2 separate regions of the Mus musculus genome follow, and region 2 is linked to region 1. Evidence: chromatin loops called from intact Hi-C (ENCODE). Cell type or tissue: left cerebral cortex. All regions are shown on one strand. Region 1 overlaps Tbc1d5 (TBC1 domain family, member 5). Region 2 overlaps Tbc1d5 (TBC1 domain family, member 5).

Region 1 (2,500 bases):
TGGTTTGTATTTTTACTTTTTGTGTTGTTTCAGTACTGCAAGACTTTAACTATCTCCCTTTGATTCTAGCAGGTCTCTTAGGAATTTAAATAGGTCTCAGTGAAGGCAATATTGAGTCCATTCATGTGTTCAAGTCACATCATTGTTCCTAATAATGGCTTTAAGTGCCTAGATAGATCAGCACTTCATGTCTTGAATTGCTTGTCATTTCTTTGTAAAGATGTCTCAGGGACCATTCCCTGGGACTGCTCTTTTAATATTTTCTAACAAAAGTAGCATGATACTTTATTAGTTTGTTGAAAGTCAGAAAAGAAACCTCTTTTATATTTGCAAAAACAAAATGCTTTTCCAGGTTCAGAGAATAAAGAGCAGAATCAGTCATGAATCGTAGTTTTGTAGGAGGTAATTTTTAAAATAGATGATGAGCAGACTCTGACCTGGAATGTATTCTGCCAGTGGCTTTAACCTCTATTTTATTTTTCCAGTATACTTGGGTCTAGGTTGTCATCAGCTACCCTGAGAAACCTATATAATTCGGAGAGAGAGAAGTTGCAGTTAGACTTAACAGTATGTAGTCACGGAAGCAGCCGTTATCTTCATCAAGGCAATTCAGATTTGATTATTACAGATCTCTGTTGAATACCAAACCAATGGAATAGTAGCTGTAGTTAAATCAGGGGATTGTCATTTCTGTCAGATGATTAGGGCTGGCTTGGAAGAGATATGAACAGGCTGCGCTGTGTAAATACTCTCAGCAAAAAGAGAAAAGGTCTTTCATGGCCATTAAGATGCAGCTTATTAGCTTGATGAATTTCAAACTATTTAACCTTAATTATATTTCCTCTATACCCCACCCCAGCATGCAGGCATATCAGTACCTTGAGATGATATCTCCAAGGGTTGGTATCTAAGCATAGCCGTGTTTTTCTATTATGATAAAATTCAGCCATTCTGTTTCTAACTAGATCTTTCAGAGAACAGTGCATGCTCTGGTCTAAAGACCTAGTTGTTACCTAAATTAAGTGCCTACGTGGACATTAGAAAACATTCAGATGTTTATAAAACATTTTAGAGGGAATTATGTAATTTATTATGTTAGAGATTGTAATATACAATTAAATTATGGTGTAAATGTTATGATTTTATAAAGTGCAAGTATATTTAATTTGTAATAGTCTGTGAGGAGGTTAGCACATTAAATAATTAGTACAGTTTAAAGAATAGCTGTACACTTAAATGGACACACCCAGTTTAATGGTTTGAAGACATTCCTCCCATACTATAAATAATATTAAATGACAGACAGGGCAGAATTGACACTTTTATAGAAATGTGCATTGGCCCTTTTTCATTGGCCAGTTTGATGGCCATACTTCTAATATTTCCATTGGCTGACACATTTTTGGTACTTATTAAACTCATGAATAAGATTAGATGACATAGAAATTGTTAACTTTAAAACAATTCATTTTTGGCAATGGAGGACTCGGTGTGCCATCTAGTGGACATATTTAGATTTCTGGCCATCAAATATTTAGGATTGTTTTTACCTTCTCCACCTATTGTCCCTTGGCCTCTTTTGATTATTCATGCTTATGTTGCAAACCAAGTAATTATTCAGTTTTGCTGTAATTTTATCTCATTTTTGAAATATATATTTGAAAGTGACTGAAAGCACCAGAAACCAGCCTAGCGACACTGATGCATTCGCACAGCAGCATAGGTCACAATGGAGTATGCTTGATGTTTCTCAGTTTTCATCAGCCAAGAAAGAACCACTGGAACAAAAGTCAGGTCTGATAATCACTAGATGGCCACCTAGCCAGGTATGATGATTATTAGATGTCTGATATATGCTCCTTTAGCCAGGTATGATAATTACTAAATGTCTTATATATGGTCCTTTAGACACTGTTTTGTATTTCTTTTTCTTTAGAGAAATCCAAGGCCGGCGACTTACCAGTTCCACCCCAACTTAGACTACTACAAAGCACGGGGAGCCGACCTTATGAACAAAAGCCGGTGAGTCACTGTCCATCGGCAACAGTTGTGAATCACAAACAGTCATGAAGCCATGGGGAATTTGTACATCTTTCCTAAGGACTGTTTTCTAGACTTTAGACTTTTTTATATGTAATGAATCTTTGTTTGAAGTTCTTTAAGGTATCATAAGACAGTATTTTTATGACAGTGGTAATATGAGTTAATACAGCACTGTAGTAATCCACAATCCATATGTAGTATCCTCAGCACACTGACATAGATCAACCTCAGGACACAGCTGTGCCACTCCTGAGCATTGACCCACAGGGCTCCGGAACATCGTGTCACAGAGTCACTGGCCCATTCCCATTTGCTGGATAACTATTTGTCGTAGTTTTAGAGCTAACCTAACTGTCCAATAACATAGAAGTGGATAGAGAAGATGTAGTCTATATACACAATGAAACCGTTTTAATCCACAAAAGGCTGGGAAGGGAAAAAGAAGGCAGTATTGGCA
Region 2 (2,500 bases), 150 kb before region 1:
GATTGATCTTGGGCAGGACATGTGTACATAACCATAGCTGCTGTGAGTTTGTGAGTTCAATGCCACCATGCTACTTTAAAAAATAATTTTGCCCTGCATCAGAGACTGAAATACCTATGCCTCTGAACTATGTCCTCAGTCCTTATAACAGTTTCTCAAGACAGATATTGTGTCATTTCTCAAAACCAATGGACTCTGACCAATGACAGGCTTGTGTTCTGAGATTTCAGTAGCTTTCTCTTTAGGATATCTTTCTTCAGAGGTTGTGTCTGAGGTTTTGGCTTTGATAATGAATTTTTACATCTCATGTCAATTTTATTTTAGTATTATGGAATTTTTCACTAATTTTTTAAAACCAATCTCAGTAGCCTCAACTGTTGACAAATGATTCTTAATGTTTAGTTCGGTTGCATGGTGGTGTGAATGTGGGTCTGATTCCTCTAGCCAAACTCAGTAAATGGATTGGGACAATTAATTTCCAATTGTTTCCCAGTTGAACAGATTTACTTGTATATTAATGAGACACAGGTGTTGGGCCCCTGGTGCCTGCATGCCTGGGAGGTATATTTCAGTTGTTTATCTACTCAGCCAGAGGTACTGCAAAAAATTCGGGCTGGCCTGTAACAGTTTTTTTTACACTGAGGCTTTTACATTTTTTGATGTTTTCTTGAAGTTTCCATGTACCAGTTAATATTTTCACACTGACCATGTAAAAAGAAGTTGTAGGGAATAGGAAAGAGCATGCACAGTTTAAAAGGGTAGTATTCTTTTACATTTAACTGAGTGGCTTAGCAGGAAAGAAAACAGGATTATTCGGAGTTATATCATGTGAGAAGTCAGTATAACTAAGAGGCTGCTTTTTCATTATGTAATTTTGAAACATATATCTTTGTTAACAGATAAATGTGTCATATATTCTTATTAAAACTCATTTTTCTTATACATTCACTGAACTACACTGCCAGTGTTTCACAGGAAATAGAATAGCCTCCATAGACATTACAAAATTCAAAGCTAGGATAATTATAGCGATCTACATATTCATTAAATCTACAGAAGAACTGTGTCCAAGAAGACAGCCATTCGTTCAGATACAGAACACCACTAAATACATACATTTTAAAAGTTAAATTTCTTAGGCTATTTAAAATTAGTTTCCTGTAGCACTCCTCTTGTAGTAGAAGGATTTTAACAAAAGGACACCCCTGATCTGGTTCCTTTCCTACAGGAAAGAATGGGAAGAACTATTTGTAAACAACAATTACTTGGCAACAGTAAGACAGAAGGGGATTAATGGGCAGCTGAGAAGCAGCAGGTTCCGCAGCATTTGCTGGAAGGTAAGAAGAAAATATTTATTTACAGTTTGTGGTTGCAGTATATCAACACATTAGCTGATGCCCTGGAAGATTACCCACACAGGGATCACTGAAATTTCAGGATATTTCTCTCCCAACTTCTTAGCCATTCATGGTTCTCTTTCCTAGGACATTTACTAACAATTTGAAGCTGCCTGGGCAGGTGGAGCTAGCAAATGAATCTCGGAAGTAGCTCTTTTCATCTCTTTTAATGGGGAACAGTTCAGAGCTGCACGTTACCTGAGGAGGCTTTCTCCGATTTTCTGGGAAGTTGGGCAGGAGAAGTGGAGAGTAAGCCTGAGGTTCCTGTTCCAGGAGCATCTCCCATGCAGTCATCCCTTTGTCTTCCTGAGAAGCACATGGAAAGACTTCACAGTCTTTTGTTCAAGATAGAAAATGGAGGCAACCAGGGGAGGAGAAGGAAATTGGGTCATTCTCCTTCAGAGAGAAAGGGTCATTGGTCAACAAAACTGGGAATTGATGATCTGCAGTTATCATTTTAATTGCTTTGAAAAATTAGCCCTTTTTCTTTCTTAAAATGAATGAATTTGGGTGTGGACTTATTTTTTAAATGACCTTTATCAGTATTTTAAGGCAATCTGCATAAATTGAGCCTACAGAGTTTGTACAAATCAAAAAAAAGTTAGAAATACGTGATTTATTATATAGTTCTGGATTTAATAATTTAGATTTAATAATGAAAATACATTTTTCTCTTTCTAGAGGCAGTCAGGAGACATGCTGCTAGGAAATTTGTATTCAAATATTTGTGCCCCACCCTCACTCTCTGTTGCTTAACTTTAAATATATTTCATTTACTAAAATAAGTCAAAGCCTAGATTTATTTTATTATTGTGTTAAACTAAATTAAATCAAATTTGTCATTTTAAGAATGCTTATTTTCATAAGCTGATTGCCAGTTGTAAATTACATTCTTTGCTGTAAAAGGAATGGCTTCACTTCTTTGACTATGCCCTCAGTCCTCAGATGGCTTGGTCTTCTTCTGTTTTCTTCAAACAGAGTATGAAATCTAGGAATTGCTTACCAGGTGTTGCATGCAGTAACTTCCTAGCATTCTCAGGTAGATTAGACTTAAACCTCCAGGAGTTTTTTCTTTATTTAGAATAAGTCATCAAGAAAGCGTA

Evidence for each region. Hi-C counts contacts between places; a loop is a spot of excess contacts. Peaks named below come from ENCODE experiments on the same cell type or tissue, not always from the same donor. Only the 100,000 strongest peaks of a DNase experiment are listed, where the experiment ranks them.
Region 2: a loop joins it to region 1, with 5 times the contacts of the local background. A loop is called at or near these places in 18 of 42 quality-filtered maps.

Annotation. Positions count from the first base shown.
Region 1 is chr17:50,813,278-50,815,777 of GRCm38, reverse strand. Tbc1d5 (TBC1 domain family, member 5) reads left to right here. Exons shown (of 22, transcript NM_028162.4): 16 at 1,937-2,022. Among named protein-coding and RNA genes, the nearest start is that of Gm41598, 24 kb to the right of the region's middle. In left cerebral cortex, a CTCF peak has its summit at 1,503 (motif pointing left); a DNase peak (open chromatin) is centred at 1,498.
Region 2 is chr17:50,967,027-50,969,526 of GRCm38, reverse strand. Tbc1d5 (TBC1 domain family, member 5) reads left to right here. Exons shown (of 22, transcript NM_028162.4): 5 at 1,229-1,337. Among named protein-coding and RNA genes, the nearest start is that of Gm31083, 88 kb to the right of the region's middle. In left cerebral cortex, no CTCF peak of the experiment used is centred here; a DNase peak (open chromatin) is centred at 1,293.